Linked DNA regions of Homo sapiens: region 2 is linked to region 1. A link is a loop called in an ENCODE intact Hi-C map of the cell type or tissue named here. Cell type or tissue: natural killer cell. All regions are shown on one strand. Links, peaks and the distances in the headings refer to the core of each region. The heading gives the core; the rest is flanking DNA. Region 1 has its middle 44 kb from the start of DMAC1. Region 2 has its middle 380 kb from the start of DMAC1.

What was found. Peaks named below come from ENCODE experiments on the same cell type or tissue, not always from the same donor. Only the 100,000 strongest peaks of a DNase experiment are listed, where the experiment ranks them.
Region 2: a loop joins it to region 1, with 2.4 times the contacts of the local background. A loop is called at or near these places in 7 of 110 quality-filtered maps.

What each region holds. Positions count from the first base shown.
Region 1 is chr9:7,841,937-7,846,342 of GRCh38, reverse strand. No RefSeq gene overlaps it. Among named protein-coding and RNA genes, the nearest start is that of DMAC1, 44 kb to the right of the region's middle. In natural killer cell, for the core only: CTCF peaks have their summits at 1,648 and 1,853; a DNase peak (open chromatin) is centred at 1,862.
Region 2 is chr9:8,181,576-8,185,981 of GRCh38, reverse strand. No RefSeq gene overlaps it. Among named protein-coding and RNA genes, the nearest start is that of DMAC1, 380 kb to the right of the region's middle. In natural killer cell, for the core only: no CTCF peak of the experiment used is centred there; a DNase peak (open chromatin) is centred at 2,171.

The sequences.
Region 1 (4,406 bases), core at 274-4,273:
GTGAATCAATACTCCTTAATAAACTCCCCTTCATATATACATCTATCCTGTTAGTCCTGTCTCTCTGGAGAACCCTGACTAATACAGTACCCAAAAATACATTAAATTTCTCTTCTAAATATTTCAACATTCACGGAAAGAACTGAGAGTAAGCTGATAGTTAAAAAAAAAATGCAAAATTTAGGAAAGTTTAAACATTTAGTAGCTACTTGGCAAAATAGACATATAATAAGAGTAGGTACCGAAAAACCAATGTTGATATCTTATCGTAATATTTGACTTGTTCGTCATAAATATTTAGCCTGTTTAGTCACATTTAATAACCATAAAATGTAATTACACAGTAGTTACTAATGTCATTTTGAGTTTATTTCAAACCACCCAGATTTACTCTACTCTGCATAAATCCTAAATCACAACAGAGCTCTTAGAATAATCAATATTTAATTAAGTTATAATTACTCACAGTAACTGCCTTTGAAATGCAAATTAAATGCCTCTGTGTGACATTTTAAGAGGTTATCACTTTTCTTATTAGGTCACTATATAATAGATTTATTGCCATAATTTATTCTTATTTCTGGTGAGAGTATTTGTATTCTCAGAAGATGTATAAATTTGTAGAACATTAGGAAAAACAAGACACTAACAACTTGTTGTATCATCTTCTAAAACCATAATTTAGAAGACAGATAATTTTTTTTTAAACTTAGCAATTCTGATCTTGCTCACAGGGATATGTGACTGGTTGCTTGCTGCTCAAACTTCCCACAGGCTCAAAGGAATACCCCCTCCATCCCATTTACAACAAACACCCTGGTATGCTGCAAAAAACAGAGTAGTCCAAGTGTGAATAGATTACACTGATCCAGTTCAGTTGCTGCTCTCCACTTGCAGCTTCCACCCCTTTCAGAGCTATAGAAACTTTTTTAGGTCTCAGGGTGCCATTGGGCATAGTTGCTTCAGTGAACTAGATGGTACTCTGCTGATTAGAAAGCATTTATCAAGAGTGCGGAGGTGCAAGACTGACAAGTAAGAGGTAGCTTCAGCTAGTAGAATGGAAATGCCTTCTAATTAGATTGTGAATTTCTGTGAGGGATGGTGATATAGTTCAGATATTTGTCCCCTCCAAATCTCATGTTGAAATGTGATCCTCATTGTTGGAGGTGGGGCCTAGGGGAAGGTGTTTGGGTCATGGGGGTAGATCCCTCATGAATGGTTTGGTGCCCTCCCTGCAGTAATGAGTGAGTTCTGGCTCTATTACATTATAGGAGATCTGGTTGTTAAAAAGAGCCTGGGACCTCCCTCCCACCTCTTCTCTCTCTTACTTGCTGTCTTGCCATGTGACATGCTGGCTCCCCCTTCGCCTTCCACTATGATTGAAAACTTCCAGATGCTGGCACCATGCTTCTTGTACAGCCTACAGAACTGTGAGCTAAATAAACCTCTTTTTAAAATAAATTATTGAATCTCAGGTACTCCTTTATGGCAGGGCAAACTGGACTAATACAGATGGTAATTCGTCTCATATCTCTGGTATCCCCCATGGTGCGTAGATCTGCAGCTGGCCTGCTATAAGCACTCATCTATTGCTTAATTTGCTACGCAATGGGAAATGCAATACCTTTTTACAAGAAGGTCCCTTACATCCAACACAAACGACTTCAACATCAGAGTTAAGCCATACTTAAGGAAGCAAAACTCACGGATGCATTGAAAATCAAGAGATCCCAAGGAAATGCTATAGTTTTCAGTAGGGAGAACCATCTCCCCCAATTCATTAGAAAGTGAATTCCAGTAAGGACAGCAACTGATTATAGGTTCAGGAGAGACTCCGTTTGTGAAGATGCCCTCTGCTGACATAAATGTGCAATGGTATATGACTACTGACACTTTGCTCCAGTGTTACAGACACAAGAGGGAGAGCTGGGGACTGTAGTAACCAGGAAAATGCACACTACATCTATGGGGAACAACTGTTACTAACGCCAGCCAACTGTTTGCATGCCATCTTCTAATTTTGCAAAAAATTATGGAAATCCAGATTTTTATGAAAAATCTGATCATATGGCAACAATTTGAATTTTTAAGAACATTGTATGAGCTAACACTGTACAAGCAATGCAAAATGCAACACTGGATACTATCTGGCTTAGCAACCTCTGTTCTGTCTTGTCTGACACATCCCCTTTACTACATTCCAAGAGCTTCTCAACAGATCTCCAAGCCCCTTACTGCTGCACATCCATTATTTCTTTCTACCACTTCTGGGTCTAATCACATCATTAATTGGTTTAAATTCCTTCAGTATTTCCCTGCCGTTCAAAATAAAGTCAAATTATTTGGTGAACCCCATTAGTTTCCATCTACAGCCTTAACTCTTACAATCCCAAGGACCCTGACCTCCAAACAATTCACAGTTTCCCATGTATGCCATATGTTTTGCACACATATGGGATAGTATGTGCTATTCTATCAGTGAAGTATCTCCCAGCTTTTGTTTTCTTCACCTGGCAAAATTCTACTCAGTTTCTTGCTCCCACCATCCATGACTTCTCCTCCATGAAGATTTCCCTACTTCTTCCCATGGTTTATCCTTTTTCTGTGTTCTATAGCTTCTTTATCATTTACTACATCAAATTGTAAATATGTATTATATTTATGTGTCTCTTCCTATGAGAATGAATTCTTTGAGAGCAAACGATTCTCATCATCTTTGTATTCTCAGTGCCCAACAGGGTATTTATTACTACTTTACGAATAAATAGAGAAATCTAACATTGACACCTTGATATTTCATTGGCAAAGCACAAATCTTGTAAAATATGAACTGTATTTTGGGGGTATGCATTAGAGATGTATGTGTTCATGGGGAAATATCTTACCCATGTTCTCAGCATGGATATGCTGTTCACATGCCAATCTCATCAATAAGCCACAGTGTGTGTGTGTGCGTGTGTGTGTCTGTACTCTCCTGAAAATCAAGGTCAATCCTCCCTCCTATACTAACTTTTGGCAAAAGTACTTTGCCATATTTTGAAAGGAATTATGTAGTGGGTGGTTATTTGTGGTACACAACTACAATATGAGTTGAGTATAGCCACATGTCACTTGAGTTCCATTCTGTCCTAGGTCCATCACCAAGAGTCTAAGACTAACCCAGGCATTGTAGCTTCCATTTCTAGAGCTAATAATAGTCCAATAGATGACAGCACATTTCCCACTAGCAAGGAGGGTCTGAACAATTCTTATTTATAATTTTCAAGCTGCGCTCTTCATGGCCTTTGAATTCTGTGAAGTTTTACAGAGGGATGAGTGGGCAGGGTTTGGGGTATCCCCATCTCCTGTATCAAGTGGAGAAGAACCATGTTTGTTTATTTCACATGTTGAATTTCCCATGAAAGTTTGAATTTTAAAAAAGAGTTTGCTGTTTTTAAAATGTTTGAAAACCAAAAGCCTAGGTTTCACTTAAAATGCCCAAGTGCCTACAAGTGAATAATAGTAATAGCCAACACTTAAGAGATACTTACTATGTGCTAGGCTCTGTTCTAAGAACTTTACTTGTGTTCATTCATTATATTCTCATAGTAACACCACGACATAGGTACAATTATTATTCTCACTTTTCTGATGTGAAAATTGGGGCATGAAGAGGTTAGAAAACTTATTTAAATTTACACACAGTTAGTAGCGGGCAAAATTGAGATTCAAAGTTGGGCATACTAGTTCCAGAATTCATGCTTTAAACCACTCTACTACACTACCTAGAGAGCATCAAAGGTAACCCCCTGCCAGCTTCAGAATAGGTTTGGCTTCTGGAAATCTCTCCAGTAATGTTGCATTACTCTCCTTGATGGACAAGACTTTCAACTAAAAATAAAAACCATATCTTCCCAGAAATTTAAAAAATGCATCATGAGCCATATCCCTCAGATCAAATATCTTGGAATTAACAAGTTTGTATAGAACTTGAATTTATCCCCACACCATTTAGACTTAAAGGTTTACCATAAGATGAGGATAGCATGTTGCCTGTGCTATGCAACAAACTGGCTCTGACCCTTTAAGGGAACCCAAATACTCAAGTGTCACACACTAATCAATGAATAGTGACAAGCTGGAGATACCCTAAGTCACTCATGGCAAGCCCCCTAGATCTTCCTTGCTTATATCTCACCTGCTGCCTCTCAAACCCTGTCTCTACTCTACTGTGAACTCTTGGCTCTAAAATCTCGATTACATTTTGCAACAGGACCTGTGGTTTGATATTGCTTACTGGCTTGCCAGAAGCTGATGGGCTCAGATTTGGCTTGCTTCTCTGGCTCTTTTCAGCCAAGGACTGTCTCATGTTGGAATCCAGCTTTAGTCTCTGTCCTTTGGAATACAATTATTAACACCAGGCAGCA
Region 2 (4,406 bases), core at 295-4,294, 340 kb before region 1:
AGAACCTACAGGCTATATAGGGATATATAAGAGAGGGTTTATTATGGGAATTGCCTGATATATTATGGAGGCTGAAACATCCCACAAAAATGTCTGCAAATTGGAAAAGCAGGAAAGCTGGTGGTGCAATTCAGCTGGAGTCTGAAGGCCTGAGAAGCCAAGGGAGCCAATGGTGTGACTCCCAATCTGAAACTGAAGGCCTGACAACTGGAGGATGGGGGAGGAGGGACTGCTGGTGCAAGTCCTGGAGTCCACGGGCCAGAGAATCTGGAATTCTGATGTTCTAGGCAGGAGAAGATGGATGTCACAGTTCCAGAAGAGAGAATAAATTTGCTCTTTCTCTACCCGTTTGCTCCATTTGGGTTCTCGATGGACTGGATGATGCCCTCCCACATTGGTGAGGGTAATCTTTTTAGTCTACTCATTAAAATACTAAACTCTTCTGGAAACACCCACACAGACATACTCAGAAATAATGTTTCCTAGCTATCTGGATATCCGTTAACCCAATCAAGTTAACAACTAAAATGAACTATCACAGAGTGCATGTTTTTCAAAGTTGCTACAGAGACCAAGACGAAAGGGACAGGTAATACAACAGATGAGAGAATATTTCTTTTGCTCTCATGCTTCCAAGCTATTTCCTATGTCATATTTGACCTAAAATATCCTTGTCCTTTTTTTTTCTTCTAGTTAACTCCTATAGGTCTTTCAAAATTCTCACTTCCTCCAGGAAGTCTTCTCTTCTTCCACCTGTAGTTGATTTATATTTATTTTCTCAGTACTTTCTTAGTGTCTGGGTATGTCTCTATTTTTGTACTCACATATAGCCCCATATTTTGATTACATTTATGGTTTTTTTTTTGGTCTGTTAGTCTATAATTTTTTTCTTATGGCAGACACTTTATCTTATTCAATGCTGTATCTTTAAAGTCCAGAATTTTGATTATTTTATTTATATCCTGTCTTTTTCTATTTATTTATTTATTTGAGATGGAGTCTCACCCTGTCTCCAGGCCGGAGGGCAGTGGCGTGATCTCGGCTCACTGCAACCTCTGCCTTCCAGGTTCAAGTGATTCTCCTGCCTCAGCCTTCTGAGTAAGTGGGACTACAGGCACAGCTAATTTTTGCATTTTTTAGTAGAGACAGAGTTTCACCATGTTGGCCAGGATGGTCTCGATCTCTTGACCTTGTGATCTACCTACCTTGGCCTCCCAAAGAGCTGGGATTACAGGCATGGGCCACCGCGCCCGGCTATATCCTGTCCTTTTCTAAGACTAATTTATGTTGATTGGTATCCTCAATGAACAAAAGACCAAATCAGTACATTTAAAAAAAATCAATAATCACAAATGATAAACTCAAATAAGCAACGTAAAATAAAAGTGGTATCAAGGTAAATTTTCTACTTTTTAAAAAATAATGAACACAAACAAAACGGAAACAAAAACAAAAATATGCTCTGTTGCAAATAAAAATATAGGATTCATGGGTTTTCAAAAATTAATGTAAAAAATATCTTATGTTTTAGAGGACCACAAGTTTGGAAGGAACCGAAGAAGAGATGCTGCACAAATACAAGCAGAGGGGCCTGATTAGAACAGAGGATAGTGCCATATGCTCTCTAGGGTGAGGGTACATATACAGTATTCTTTATAATGACAGGTGCCAATACTCAAGAGGAACCAGAGGATGCCCAAAAGACAATGACCAAGCCAGTGATGAAGATAGATGTAGGAAGACCTTTCAAATACCCAAAGGCTCTCATGCATAAAAAGAAGTTACTCTGATGAATGATACATGTACAAACTGAGGCAAATGCATATAAGTTGCAGAAGATCGGTTGTGCCGTTTTGGAGATACATGTTCCAATAATAAAGAATTATCAAAAATATTAAGGGCTACTTTGGGAAGTTTGTGGACTTTGGACAAAGGCTGAATTATTTTTCATCAGCGTTGTGATAGAAGACATTCCTGCCTTAGGAAGAAGGTAAATACTACAGACAGAATGTCCCCTCTTCCTAAATTCGTATGTTGAAACCTAATCCTCAATATTACTGCATTTGGAGGTGAAATTTCTGGGAGGTGATTAGGTAATGAGAGTGGAGCCCTTATGAATGAGATTAGTACCCTGAATAAAAGAGACCCTTGATGGCGCTCTTACCCCTTCCCCTATGTGAGATCACAGTAAGAAGAAAATCCATCTGTGAACAAGGAAGCAGGCCCTCATCAGATACCGAGTCTACTGGCATCCTGATCTTGGACTCAACAGCTTTCAGAACTGTCAGAAATACATTTCTGTTCTTTATAAGCCACCTAGTCAATGGTGTTTGGTTATAGCAGCCTAAACAGACTAAGAAAGTAAACCATAAAAATGTGTCATCCTCTAAAACCTGAATATTCCAGATTGTCTACATTGAATCAGACTAATCATATCTTACTCCAATGTGTGCATGAAACTATCCTATTTTACCTGTATCTCTTTGCTTCTTCTCCTTCCTTCTCTTCCACTTTTGCCTCCTTCTTTTGTCTTTCATCTTTTCCTTCTTCTTCCTTCTCACTAACAATCACCTAGCAGCTACCATAGGTCAGGAAACGTTGTAATTACTCTGAGTTCAGTAATGAGCAAGTTAGACAAGGTTGCTGCCTTTACAGAGTTTGCCATCTAATAAGAAATATAGACAAGTAAACAGGTAAATACAATGCATATTGTAAAAGGTGATGAAAGGGGATTTAGAGAGTGCTTATTAACCCAGGGCATAGAGTGTTTGAGGGAAGCAACTTCAAGTCTGTAGACCTCTTGGAGCAAGCCCAGCAATGCAGGCATTGGTGGCATTGACACAGCAGACCCATTGTAAGCTGCATTCATCTGGTTCTTTCTATTGATATTTTTCCCAATATTCTTCAAGCACTTTCCAAATTTACTTTTCAATCATCAAATGTCCCTGTGAGAGAGAGAAATATCATATCCTTTTATATCCATCTGATAACTGTCAGTGCTCGACAGGTGAGTTAGGAGGTGGTGGGGGATAGAGAGACAAAGAGAAAGAGAGAGAGAGAGAGGAAAATTACATAAGTTTCCCAGGAGATATTGTCTCTTGTGACAAGTTGGATTTTAATTTCAGGGCTGGGTATAAGCTAGCCTTGAATGCATAATGGCTAACATGATTGCTTACTGAGCCACCGTCAATCCAGATTTGAAACTCATAGTAAATTGCTTTGGGATACCTTGAGCATGAAAAATGCAATAAAAAAATATATTTTGCAAAGAAGGTGGTAAAACTATAAAGACATTTTTAGAGCTTGCCTCATGGAAGTGAGATGCCAAAAACAATACAGGGGACCCTGACTCTGCCCATGGAGAGCAGTAGTATCTGTTGAAAAGAAGAGATAAAAGATTAAAATAGCTTACTGTGGTCTCTGAGGAACAACAAGGGACTAATTAACTGAACTGGTCTCAATACACCAACCTTTATTGCTTATTGTCTATTAAGATGACTCTACCAGAAGCCAGTGATGACAAATGCTAATTACATGCTATTTGTGTTGACTATCATGCTCTCCATAATGATCATTTGTTTCTACAAAATTTGCTACATGTCAACACTTCAACCAAAGAGTCCGGTTAAGGCACAAGTGACCTCTACTAGGCATAATTTGGGTTGGTTTTCATTCTTTGTCAGTCTGTCAAGGAAAGGCAAAGAATCTGGCCAGCATAACTTGGAATGACATTAATTTAGTACTAAAAATGTATTACAGATTTTCTCCTCCTTATTCTAGCTGAATGGCATTCCTACCTTACTGCAAGAAGACTCTCACTAAAATAATTTTTGAAGCATTTATTTTAATTGGTCATGAGAGAGAGATGTTGCGTTTTTTGGGAATAAAATCTCTACTAGGATCTATGATTGGCCTAGGATCATTTCAATCCAGAATGAATAACTTCACCTAAAAGCATGATATTTGTTGTTGAAGAAAGAAGTAGGTAAGAGTTCAAGGGTACTGGATTTCAGTTCCAACTCTAACTAGTTGAGAGATCTTGAGTAAGTCATTCTCTTTGATTTGATCTTTCCTCATCTAAAAAATTTGGAAAATCTGTTTGCAGGCTTCATATTTCTTTATCTCATAATTTCAGGGCTGTTTGAGTTTTTTCTTTATAGCACTTATGGTTGTATTTGTACTATTATTGTGTGATTCTTTGATTCGTAACTTTTTCCCCCATTGATGCACCATGACAGCAGGAATCGTGTTTAATTTTCCTCAATGTTTCAGCTCCAGCTTCTTGTATAAGTTTCTTGTACAAAATAGGTACTCAATGAATACTTCTTGAATCGATGAATAGATAAACAACAGTTTAGGCTAGATTCTATTGTTTCGAGTCTTAGAAATGGCATTCCCTCAAAACT